Linked DNA regions of Mus musculus: region 1 is linked to region 2. The links are chromatin contacts, found by Hi-C in ENCODE. All regions are on one chromosome and are shown on one strand. The core of a region is the stretch at or near the end of the contact, and the rest is flanking DNA. Distances in the headings are between cores, read along the strand shown.

Region 1 (6,221 bases), core at 259-2,758, 52 kb before region 2:
CCGATCCGTCGTACAGGGTATAATTTGCAGGCCTGGGACAGGCTGCAAGAACACAATCAGCAGTTAGGAGAGAATGTGGTTTTTCTGCACTCTCTCCAAGCCGACAGAAGGATAACTTGAAAGTGCTGATTGCAAAGAGCATTTGCTACAGACTCAGCTGCTTCACTCACAGAAACAACTGTATTGGAAACACGGGTTTTTTTTTTTTTTTTTTTTTCCTCAACACTCTAAATTCCTACATAGTTAGATAATACCATAAAACTAAAATCCTTCCAGAGTGCTCCAAAGCCACAGTAAATGGAAGACTTTAAACTTGTCAACCAGACATCAGAACGTGATTAAGGCAGCTCTAATACCATGTCAGCTGTTATACCAGAGTCAGCTGTTATACCAGAGGGATGGGGACGCGTGGAGCATCAAGAAGATGGCTCAGTGGGTAAAGCCTTGCACACTAAAGTCCGTTGACCTCAGTTAGATTCCCCAGAACCCACATAAAAAATCCAGAGGTGGTGGTGCACATCTGTAGTCCTCAAACACCCACAAGGAGGCACGAAGTGAAGACAGAGGAATCACCTAGAAGCTCACAGGTCAGCGAGCTGAGTAAACAGAACCTTAGAAACAAGAGAGACCCTGCTTCAAACAATAGAGGAGGGAACCAAGTCCTCTGGCCTACAGCAGGGCACAGATGCATCAGAGTTACTAAGGTGACATAAAAGTACCAGCGAACACACTAATGATCATAAGTAAAATTAGTTATTCTCTACGACTGGAATGAAAGAGCCACTGTGTTTGCCTGTCATTTCCGCTGTTCAGGAGGCTGAGGCAGCAAGATCACGTGAGCTCAAGGGGTTAAGGCAAGCAGTGGGCATCTCAGCCAGCTCTTGCTCCCTACAGAGAAAAGACAGACAGCCAATGAGATGACTAAGGGGGAAAGGACATTTGCCACCAGCAAGCTTGATGATCTGAGTTCAATCATTGGGGATCCACGCAGTGGAGAGAGCAGACTGCAGCAAGCAATCTGCCTGACCTCCACACCCATGTCTTGGCAGGCGCGAACTTCCCCACCCCCTGTCGTACGCCCCACTCCACCTCACCCCACCCCCGCGCTCGCACAAACATACGCAGGCAATTTCAAAAGAAATACGTAGATAGAAAGAAGAGGAGAGAGAAGGGGGGAAATGGGGGAGGGGGAACTAAAGAGTTCAGGCCCCAGGATTTAGCTCAACCGGTAGAGTACTTGTGTAGCACGCATAAAACCCTGGGTTCAGTCCCCAGCTCTGCATAAAGCAGATGTTGTGATCCCTGCGTGTAATCTCCACTACTAGTGAGACCAGCCTGGGCTACATGAGATCATGCGTCAAAATAACAAGGAAAGAAAGATGGGAGCAAACAAAGCGCAGAGAAATTGCAGGAAGGAGTCAACTCGGCCGGCCGAGTCTGAGTCTGTCCGAGTCCGGCAGAGAGTTCCTCCTCCCTGCCGCTGGCTCCTCCTCGAGCTCTGGCCACAGGCTAGGCTCAATAGTATTGAAGTGGCGCCAACAGCCAGTTAGCAAAGCAGCGGGGCAGCAAATTGATTATACAGTTAGCTGTGGAAAAACCGAATTTCTTTATTAAGGGAAAATGAAATCCGGTTAATTGATGCTGCCACGACCCTACCCCCACCCCACCCCCCACGTGCCAGTTACCCCACTGCCTCTTTTGGCTCTTTCACTTCGCTGTGAGGCTGAAACGCGGCCAAAAAAAAAAAAAAAAAAAAAACCGACAGAAGCTTTACTCATTTAAAAATAAGGCAGGTTTTGAGCCGTCCCCGCCCCGCCCCGCCCCGCCCCCCCCCCCCCCCACTTTGCATGATGATTTTTCCAGCTACAATTACTGTAACTCACTCATTATAGAGGATAGCATGGCAGGCAAACAGGCAAGGGGGGGAAAAGTGTGGTAAGACAGTTGGCAGGATGTGAATTGGGAGCCTTTGCCATCTAATTTTAAGCAGTATTTATAGAGAGCACCCATAATACAGCATTCAATGTCTCACAGAAAATCTCTTAAGTAGTAGAAACATTTACTGAAGTCATTAGTGCAGCTCATGGACACCAATGAGGGAAAAAATTAATAAGGCTGCTAACTCCAAATTGAAAGGACAGGATCTAGGTGGGTACATCTTCATGGTGTGATCTCCAATTATAAAAACCACACGCCGGGGTTACCTCCAGACTCTAAGATGACACTGATGATTCACACAGTCCCAGAAAGCTTGCCAAAGATGAGCATTGTATGTACAGTTTTCCTTTCTAAGTCCTAAAACAGCTCCAGCTTGCGAGCACTTGCCAGACTCCTCCTTTGGGATCACTGGGAATTCCCAAATAGTTATAAGACATAATATAGAAAGAGTATGTATGCCCTTTGTCCAGGCTCCTTGAAAGCAACATCCTGTAGTTATAGCACAAATCTTATCACCAGGAAATGTGCATTGGTAAAAAAATCTAGCAGGCTTCTATGCATCCATTAAGTCTTACATGCTTGTATGTGTGCAAGCTCATAACGTGTATGTGTTCATGTCAGCATCATCAGTCAAGATACATCCCAAGTCCACGTGAAGACCAATCTTGCTACTTACTCTCTCAAAGCCTGGCCACCATCTTAGACCACTAATACGTTTCCATCTCTGAATGCGGTCATTTCAAGGATGTTGTAGTGAGTGGGACCATACATCTCAAGACTGACTTTTCATTTGCTACCAATTCATTGAGATTCATCAAAGTTGTTGTATATATATATATGTGTGTGTGTGTGTGTGTGTGTGTGTGTGTAATTTACTCCTTTTCATTGTTGAATAATATTCGATGCATGGATGGATTATTTGTTTAATCACTCATCTTTTGAAGGAATTGTGAGTTGTCTTCCAAATTTCGGTCGTCAGAAGTAAAATTATTGTAAAGATTTGTATATAGGTTTTATGTAAGCATCAATTTTCATTTTCCTGAGACAAATGCCCAGAATAATTTTCATATGTTGTGTGTGTATACACTGTGGTGGTTTGAGTGTGTTGTGTGTGTGTGCACTGTGGTGGTTTGAGTGTGTTGTGTGTGTGTGCACTGTGGTGGTTTGAGTGTGTTGTGTGTGTGTACACTGTGGTGGTTTGAGTGTGTTGTGTGTGTATACACTGTGGTAGTTTGAGTGTGTTGTGTGTGTGTACACTGTGGTGGTTTGAGTGAGAAATGTCCTTCACAGGATTCAGATATTTGAATAACATTTGGTCCTAAGTTGGTGGTACTGTTTAGGAAGCTAAGAAATATTCAGGAAGTGAAGCCTTTCTGGAGGAAGTATGTCACTGGAGGATGGCCTTGGAGAGTTTATAGCCTAGCTTTGCTTCTGGTTGGCACCCTAGACTTCCTGTGTGTCTCTCAACTTCCTGCTTTAGCAACCAGCTCATCCCTCTCCCTGAAATTATGGACTCCTTTTCTGGAACAGTAAGCCAACATGAACTCTTCTCTCTGTAAGTTGCCTTGGTCATGGTGAGCTAACACAGCAACAGAGAAGTGCCTGATGCAGCAATGTAATTAGTGTGATCATTGTCTTAGACAGGAGATAAAATATTGGGATCTGTAAGACGGTGTGGTGTTTAAGAGCTTGCTCTGGGGCTGGAGAGATGGCTCAGTGGTTAAGAACACTGACTGCTCTTCCAGAGGTCCTGAGTTCAAATCCCAGCAACCACATGGTGGCTCACAACCATCTGTAATGGGATCTGATGCCCTCTTCTGGTGTGTCTGAAGACAGCAACAGTGTACTCATATACATTAAATAAATAAATAAATAAATAAATAAATAAATAAATAAATAAATAAATAGTTTGCTCTGCTCTTGCAGAGAACCTCAGCAGGCTCAGCATCTTGTTCTGGTCTCCAGGCATGTGTGGCACACAGTGTGCAGCGCACACACGCAGTGTACAGTAGACACAGTGCCAGAGAAAGCAAAGCAAAGACTGTATCATAATATAGTAAATCAGGGCGATTGTCCAACACTTGGGAGTCAGCAGCAAATACATTGGGTACCTAAATATTATGAAAACCATACTAAAAATGGCCCACAGTAAAAAGGGGATAGAATTAGCTACTTGGCAGCATGGAGTCTCTGACTATAAGCAAGATGTTCTGCGTAGCAGTTTCGCCTCCTCTCAGTTGAAGGCAGCTCAGAGTGGAATGTAACCGTCCCTGAACCTGCTTAGAGAAGCCCACTCAATGAATAATGTGAAGCATGGTTTAGGTTTCTCTCATGTGCCAGGCATAACTATCAGATGTCCGCACTGGCCCTGTCCTCAGGGACTCCTTCCTAGTGAGTCTGCTGCTAAAGGAGTCACACTTTGGTAGCCACTGCACGAGTCACAGCCCTAAGTAGCAACAGTATGTTGCACAAGTGAGACAGATGCCCAGGGACCTGAGCTGGGCCTGAAGCGACAGGATCGAAACAAAGACTACAAGAGGAAGATAAATCTTTGACAGTCGGCAGAGGCAGAGGCAAAACCATCAGATGGAGCAGGAGAGGTGGTTCGGCAGTTAGGAGTACTTGGTGTTCTTCCAGAGGACCCCAGTTTGGTTCCTAGTATCCATAATTGTCTGTAACTCTGGCTTGAAGGGGTCTGACACCTTTATCTGGCTTGAAAGGACACCCAGACACGTGTCACACATGCAAGCACATACACATAAACAAAAACATTTTTTTTTCAAAACCAGTAGTTCCACATCTTTGATTCCCGCACTCAGGAGGCAGAACTAGACAGATTTTTGAGGCTAGCCTAGTCTACAAAGCAAATTTCAAGACAGACAGGACTAAACATAGAAACCCTGTCTTGGAAAACCGAAGGAAAATAAAAGCCAGTGTGGCGACTATTGTCTATAACCTCAGCAGTAAGACTACGGAAGGAGGCTTGCTATAAATCCAAGGCTAGTCAGGGCCGCTTGGTAGATCAGCCAGAACAATGTGAGACTATGGGGGTTGGGGGGCGAGATGGGGCAAACAAACAGTCTTCATTTTAAATTTCCGAAGAACATCTGTGAATGGCAGTACATGCTTATCATTGCAGCACTTAGGATGTTAGGAGACTGCCAAGATTCAGGCCAACTTGGGCTATGTAGCAAGACTAGTCCCCTTTGCTTTCCCCCCACCTCTCTCTCATATACACCCCTAATAAATAAAACTTGGTGTGGTGGTACATGTCTCTAATTCCAGCAGTTGGGAGGTGGAGGCAGAAGGGTCAAAAGTGGAGGGCCATGCTCTGCTATATACTGATTTTGAAGCTAGCCTCAGCTACCTGAGACCTGCCAATAAGTGAATAAAAAATCTGTAAGAGATTCTACAAACTGGAACATGATTGTCAGTGGTAGGCAGGAACATAGATCATGGCGTTGGATCAGGGGCTCTGACTCAGATCTCGAGCCTGAATTTGGCCCTTGCAGTTGGAACGATAAGCAAAGGAAGCCTTTTGAGTATGAGCAGAACACAATGAAATATTGTTTAATTTCTTAAAAATTATATTTATATTTTAAAGTATATTAATTAATTAATAATTTTTATTAAAATTTTAAAAGTATGTGTGTACATGTGCACTTCAAAACACATGTGTGGAGGTTGGAAGACAACTTGCAATGATCAGCTCTCTCCTCCTTCCAGGGTGGCTTCAGGGACCAATCTCAGGTATCAGGCTTGGCCCCAGGAGGCTTATTGTACATGAGCGTCCTTTAAGGTAAGCAGCCTCCATTTTGAGGAACTCAGCTATTCCCACTTGGAAAAGATCAACCCAGATTGTTGAAACTCCCTTATAGAAGGAAGAGCAGGAAGATACAGGGTCCCTTACCTGAATACCAGCCATCCCTTACTTCCTTTTCGTACAATTCTGCCCTAATTGCATAGGGTCTCAGGAATTAGTTAGAGTATACACATAGGGCCTTTCCATCTATGTGGCTATGGAAAAGCTAGCATCCCAGATTAGTAGACTGACTTGCAACTTTTGGGAAAGGTACATCTACATTCCTAAAAATAGCCCCTTGCTCTATAAGGAAGCCCAATAAAATTATTAGTTTCCCCAAGTGAATTTTGAGAAAGTCATGTATCAGTTGATCTTGTGACCTTAGGTTTGTTTACACGTTCACACACACACACACACACACACACACACACACACACACATCATCATCATCATCATCATCATCATCATCATCACCTCTGGG
Region 2 (6,626 bases), core at 16-2,515:
AAAATACGATCAAAAAGCATGTTTTGCAATTAATGGACCTGGGCTCAAATCTTGCCCACCTTGCTTACTGTGTAACTCTACAAAAATTACTTCTTTAGGTTTCAATGTTTTATGAGGTATAAAAATAGCAATTACTTCGTAAGGTTTGAGGATTAAAATTTGGAGTGTGTGTGAATCACTTAATGCAGTGCCAAGTCGTTACAGTTCAATAAACACTTATTGTCTATGGCAAGTGACCTTTCATAAGAGTTAAAATAAGGAAACGTGTTCCTGTCATATTTTGATAACTTCCGTTAAGCAAACAAATGTTGCTCATTTCTTTCAACTAATTATATCTAAATGGAAAAGAAGTTGCTTTTCCAGTTAAAAACCAAACAACATTTAAACGTGAAAACTCCTCCACGTCTCCTTAATCCCAATACTCCATTGAGGATTTGATAATGGATTCCCCAATTAAAAAACAAAACAAAACTTTTGTTGTCTCACTGCGTGCGGAGAACACTCCCCTCGGTCTTTCTAAATACTGAGCAGCCTTTGCTTTGTCAGGCAATCCCGGGGTGGTACCCCGGTAAGTTCGCCTCCCGCGGTCACGCCCCTCTATCCCCTCCAGAGACCTCAGGGACAGCAATTGGGGAGGCGTATCCACGAAAAAACCGAGGGGACATGGTGGCCAAGGAGTGCGCCCCGGAACAGCGTCTGGGTGCAGAGGTGCGCCCGAGGGGTGCAGGCTGCCGGCTACCGGGCCCTGCCTGAGCGCGCGCGGGAGGCACCTCTGGGACTAGGTTTTCCGCGACCTTCTCGCCGCAGCGTCCCTGCCGTCGGAGGCGCGGCAGTCCCTTGGCCTCCACCCCCAGGCCCGGGCCAGTCCCCCTTTTTAGCTTTCTTTTGGGCATTGCCCTTTGCCCTCGCATGGAGTCCTCTGTTGACTCTCCCTTCACTTCCAGTCACCCATAGGTCACGGTCCCTAGACCACAGCCACCCATCTTGTCCAACTCCCCGAGCTCTGAAGTCTCGCCAGCCAGGGAGATGCTGAGGACCCCGCGGGTGGGGTAGCCCCGGTGTTCCCGGGCCCACGCTCGGGGGCGCGGGACGCAAGTTTCCGCCCGGTCCCCTGAGCGGTGACAGCGTTCGCTCGGAGGCGGCGGGGAGGCGGAGGGCGGGCCAGCCCCGTGCCCGAGCCCCCTCCCCTGCTCGCGAGCTCGCGCGGTCTGTGTCTCTCTCCGCAAGTGCAGAGCCGCGGAGGAGGAGGGGGAGGAGGAGGAGGGAGCTGGGGGAGGATCTCCATTGAAATAAACAACCAGGCAGCAGTTATTAACACGGGAACATGGCGGCCGCAGCCTGGGCTCCCGCGGCGGCGGCGGAGGTCAGCGCCGACGGCAGCCCGCACCTGACGGCGTGACGGCCACATTGGTAAGCGCGCCTCCCCTGGGGGCTCACGGGCGGCGGGCGGGGGGCGCCGCATTCCCACCCGGGCCGCTGCCCTTGGTGCGCGCAGCCCGGCGGAGCCGCGCGCCGGCCGGCCGGGCAGGCTGTTGTTGTGTGCGGGCACCGCTGCCCAGGCGTGCGGAGCCCGCGACGCCCATCCTCGAGGCGCGGCCGAGCCGGGGACTCGGCTCCCGGGGGGAGGGGGGAGGGCGGGAAGACGCCGAGTCCCCGGGAGAGAAAGGAGGCGCTCGGGCGCCGGGCGAGAGAGCTCGGGAGACGAGCCCTGGAGCGCGAGGCGGGTGGAGGCTGCAGCCCGCGGCGCCGGCCGAGAGGTGAGCACCAGGCTGGGAAGCGGCGGTTGTGCCGCGGGCCCCTGCTCCGGCCCCCTCGAGGCTGCGCGGCGCAGCCCGGGCAGGCGGGGGAAGCCCGGGCCGGCGGGCGCAGTCGCGGCCGGTGCTTTCTTCCCGGGAGGCGTGCGGCCACTGCTGCACGGGTGGGAGCCGGCCGAGGGGAGGCAGGACCTGGGAAGTGCCGGGGGTGTGTGAAGGTGACGCGGCCGGCAGGGGCGGCGGCGGGGGCTCGGGCGTCTGGGGGGCCTCGGGCTTGGGTGGCTTCGGGGCGGTAGCGCTCGGGCCGCGCAGGCCGGGCCGCGGTGGGGGCGGGGAGCCGGGGTCGGGCGGCGGCGGCGGTGGCGGCGCCGCGCCGGGCTCGCCCCTGACTTAACTTTCTGGGTGCGGGCATGTGTGCCGGAGGCGCGCTGGGGCCGCGGCCGGGGGCGGGAGGCGGGCTGCGGGCCAGGAGGTTCCGGGTTGGCTCGCCAGCGCCCCCTCTTCCGTACCCCTTCTGCGGCCCCTGCAGGGACAGGCCCTCGGGGGCCCCCCGCGGGAAGCGGGAGGGGTCCTGGCGGCCCTCGCGCCCCGGTCACGCCCTGGGCCGGGGACCCTCCTCTCCGGGCCCCTGGAGGCTCCCGGGGAGGCGTCCAGGGTCGGCGCCGCGGGCTGGAGTGCCCGCACCCCGCCCCTGGGGGAGTCCTGGAGGCGCCGCGGCCGCGCTCGGGGGTGGCTCGGTCCCTGCTTCCATGGTCCCTCCCTTTCCCCTCCCCCAAGTGGCTTCCGGGGCCTGCGGACTGAGGGGCGGGAATCGGGGACCCGAGCCCCTTACTCTCCGGGAGTGACGTTGGGCCTCAAGCCTAGAGGGCCTGTCACTGGCAGGGGAAACTTTCCCAAACCCGAGCCTGAGCTCGAGCACCCTCCTCCGCCACCTCGTCCTCTAATCCCACTCCCACTCCACCTCCTCCGACTCCTTCCCCTCCCACCGACCCGAATCTGGCTGTGCCTGACTGATGGGGCAGTGAGCCAATGGAAGGCAGGAACTGACCTGCCGGGTACCGGTAAGCCAATGGTGGGAGCCAGAGGCAGGAAGGAGGCGGGGTTTCTTCCGTCCAGTTAGGGCTGAGTTGCAGGCGGGGCGGGGGAGCCTTGGAGACGCCGCGAGCCCTCCACTCTGGCGCGTCCCTTGGTCACCCGCACCTGGGTTTGTGGAATAGTGTCACTCACAGAATCTGTGACCCGGGGAGACCTGCATAGGTGCGCGAAGATATTGCTTTTCTCTGGTGCTGCGAGAGGCGTTGTTTTAGACATGACAAAGTCTAAAGCCACTTCAGGATGTGGCAGTAACTGCGAGGCCCGGTTTTAAAATGGCATATGTTGATAGTGACCGCGTTCTGGATCTCAGCACCAGGTGAGATCTTTGAAGGTCTGCGTTAGTTTCACTGGGCTTCTGTCCAGCACCCGGACGATGGTGAATTGAAAGGGCACCCTGAGAGTAAAGGCGCGGGGTGGCCTCTTGTGAGGTGATTTTTAGGAGTGCTAAAGCATTCTTGTTTGGAATTGGCCTCACTGGGATCTTGTTTAATCAGACCAACACCAATTTCCCAAGTCTCCTTGAAAGTTTCGTGCTTGGTCTGGGTGTGACATTTTAACAAAGTTACTGGTTATGCTGTGCATATTTTTTTGTCTTGTTCTTGGGTAAACAAAATGAAGTTTTGAACCAAAGCGCCACTAAGATACCAAGCGTGGGTACTTAGCAAAAGCAGCTAAAGAATATTTGTTGGCAGAAAACAAAAGGAATAAAGTATAGCAGTATAGCTTTCCATATTACTCCCTTACAAAAGATTCGTAAAACATTTTATCTATTTATTTATTTATTTATTTATTTATTTTTAGTTTCCTTAAACACGGATGAATTGTACAGTATGTGGCTACTTCTCTGATGTGTAAGAGGTCAAGAGCTATCTTTGGTTGTTTGGGTCCAGTGAACTGACTTTCTTGACTCCTGAGTTTTAGGAAAGGGGGGCGGGGGCGGTTCCCTTGAGGATCCCTGGTTGCTCAGCGGGAATTGCGGTCTGTTAAAAAGACCGCCGCTGCTGCTGCAGTGCTTTTTGTGTGTGTACATGCTCTGTTCTTTGTTGGTGAGGTTAGTCCAACCGGAGGGCAGCAACACATTCCTTTTCCCAATTGGAATCTTTGGGAGTTCAAAGGATGAGAAATGTTAAACTTAAAATCCATTCATTTTTGGAATCTGTCACCCATGAATTTAATTTTGGGATTTAAAAAAATATCTAATGGGCACGAACCACACTGGGTTCTCCAGCTTTTATTACTATTGGATTATTAAGAAAGGACTTGCGAGAGACTAATGTAAGGAAAGAGTAGTGTGTAATATGTGACTTTCAAATCTATAGTGTAGATTCCCAACCTGTGTAATTTTAGACGTTCTTGTAGAAGTAAATTGCTTTTTTTTTTTTTCCTTCGAGACAGGGTTTCTGTGTATAGCCCTGGCTGTCCTGGAACTCACTTTGTAGACCAGGCTGGCCTCGAACTCAGAAATCCGCCTGCCTCTGCCTCCCAAGTGCTGGGATTAAAGCTGTGTGCCACCACCACCTGGTGTAAATTACGTTTTTCTGTAGCTTTTGAAGTGTTATTTTGGTGATAAATGAGTCAAGTGAAAGATAAGCACTTATTTCAACTGACAGAAGTAGGGAGTATTGTAAATTAATGTTCAGAACCCAGCAACATTCAGAGACTCCCACTGCTGGTTAATTTGGGAGGCCACTCTGATGCAGGCCCTTTCTCTTTCCTGAATTCTTAAAAGCAACCCATTATTTCACTTCATTCTCCATAAGGATCCTTCAAAGCGTTCTTAGATTCTTGGTGGCAGAGAATAGCAAGTCGCCTAATGCCTGGTGAGGGGAAAAACCTCGCAAGCATATGGAGGCATCTAGAAAAAGATGTGCATTGTCAGCGGCGGCGATTCCATTGTGTGCTCTCTTGCTGGAGCTGAACCTTCTTCCTCCTGGGAATTTCCCTCTTAAAAGAGAGGATTTCTTTGACTTTAGATGTCAGGGTGCTGAGGCCCAGGTTTCAGGACAGCTCAACAATCATTCATGTGAGTTTAATGCTTTTGAGGACTTAATATTTTTAAAAATATTTTTAACCCCTCATCGATTAAATATAATTTAGATGACTTTCAGCATGAGAGACATCTTACTGAAAATACATATAAAAGATGGAGGGTCCTAGGATTGCATAAAGGGTTAATGGTTCTCCCCTTACCTCTCAATAGATGCGTCTTATTAAAGCTTTCCAGTCTCCATGGAATCCATGATCTCTGATTACGTTTCTATTTTACATGTAGAAGTTAAGGACTCAGTGCCTTAGCTGTTTCAGGCCACAGTAGGTTGCTATTTGACCCATACTTTGACAGCTTAGATCTCTAGGAAAAATTGTTTTTGTCGTATTGAATACAAAGGCAGTCCGTATATTGTTAGAAAGAAAAAGCATGAAGAGTGGCCCTTTAAAGCATTTTTAATAGAAGACTAATTTTCTGGTATGCATGGGTGTCTTTGATATCTTGGTCATTGTTGTGTTGTGGTTGAAATTATATTTAAAAGTTTAACTATTTTTAGTTGTTAATATGATAAAACCAATGTTTAAGCCCTATTAGCTTTTTAATTTGTTTATTTTTTAAGATTTATTTATTATATGTAAGTACACTATAGCTGTCTTCAGACACCCCAGAAGAGGACATCAGATCTCATTATGGATGGCTGTGAGCCACCAAGTAGTTTCTGAGAATTGAACTCAGGACCTCTGGAAGAGCAGTCAGTGCTCTTAACCACTGAGCCATCTCTCCAGCCCCATGATACTGATTTTTGAATGAAGAAAAGCCATGGAATGGAAAACACAATGTTGAGTTCTTTTTCCCCTTTTCTATCACACGCTCCTTTGCCTCCATGTCTTCTAAGTGGAAAGAAAGGAGGCACTCAGTGTTTATGCGCTTCTTTCTTTCTTTTGTTTTTGTTTTGATTGTTTCCTACTTTTTGATTTAGACTAGAGAAGCAAGAAGGGGTGCCATGGCATACCACCCTCTGAAGCCTCTTAAAGTATCCTACCTGGCAAAGCTGTAAAGTGCAGTTCAGTGTCACAGGCCCTCACTTCAGAGAGCACGAGGGAAACTTTACAGGTTCCAGATGTTCTAGATAGAGGCGACAGTATGACTTGCGTGGCTGTTATAGCAGTCTATGCGACGTCCTAGCTGCTGTGAAAGGGAGAGTACAGAGTTGGCAGCTTACAGTGAAGGTAACTAGGTGTTCTGCTGGTCTGCAGTAGAGCACACGACTTGGCTTCAAGAGCAAAGAGTCTCTGTGTTTACTAATTAGCGATATTCATTCCCATTTCTAGGGTCAGAGGCAGTGGTGGAATGCTAGGATTTGTTTTAGACCGGTGTTTATTTGGTTCTATGGTTGGGAATTTCTAGCAAACTCGAATGAGTACAGTGCGTACGGTAATGTTTCTCACAGCTGCTTTGGAACTTCTGGACATAGTGTCAGTCATCAGGAGGAGGTTGCAAATCGGGAGACGTTAAGGGGCACTTGACAGATAGATGGAAACTGAAGTTTGCGGTAAATTCTGGTGGGACTTATACCTCAAGCCAGCCAGTTCTTATTCTGTCCTGGGCCCATGTTTAGCAGAATCTTTATTTTGGGTTTTGGAGGTCTTTTCTCTGCCTTTTTTTCTTCTTTAGCAATTGTTTCATTGATTTATTTCATCATTATTGATGGAAATTTGACTCTTCTAGTCTTGACAGTGTATTTGGTAATAAAATCTTCAAGTTACAGAGCCAGGGACTAAAGGGAGGGC

The links. Hi-C counts contacts between places; a loop is a spot of excess contacts on that map.
Region 1: a map of heart shows a loop between it and region 2 (4-fold over the local background). The contact joins the enhancer-like site here to the promoter of Ncoa2 in region 2. A Hi-C loop is called at or near these places in 10 of 37 maps with a recorded cell type or tissue (T-helper 17 cell, T-helper 2 cell, gastrocnemius and 3 more).

The regions. Positions count from the first base shown.
Region 1 is chr1:13,421,855-13,428,075 of GRCm38, reverse strand. Gm39595 (a long non-coding RNA gene) reads left to right here and starts at 5,668. Exons shown (of 3, transcript XR_865189.2): 1 at 5,668-5,737. Within about 2 kb of position 1,508, at least 2 of the 3 ENCODE cell types and tissues checked have a DNase peak (open chromatin) inside an H3K27ac peak, as active enhancers do; they include gastrocnemius and heart, where a contact is called at or near this core.
Region 2 is chr1:13,368,722-13,375,347 of GRCm38, reverse strand. Ncoa2 (nuclear receptor coactivator 2) reads left to right here and starts at 1,265. Exons shown (of 23, transcript NM_008678.3): 1 at 1,265-1,410.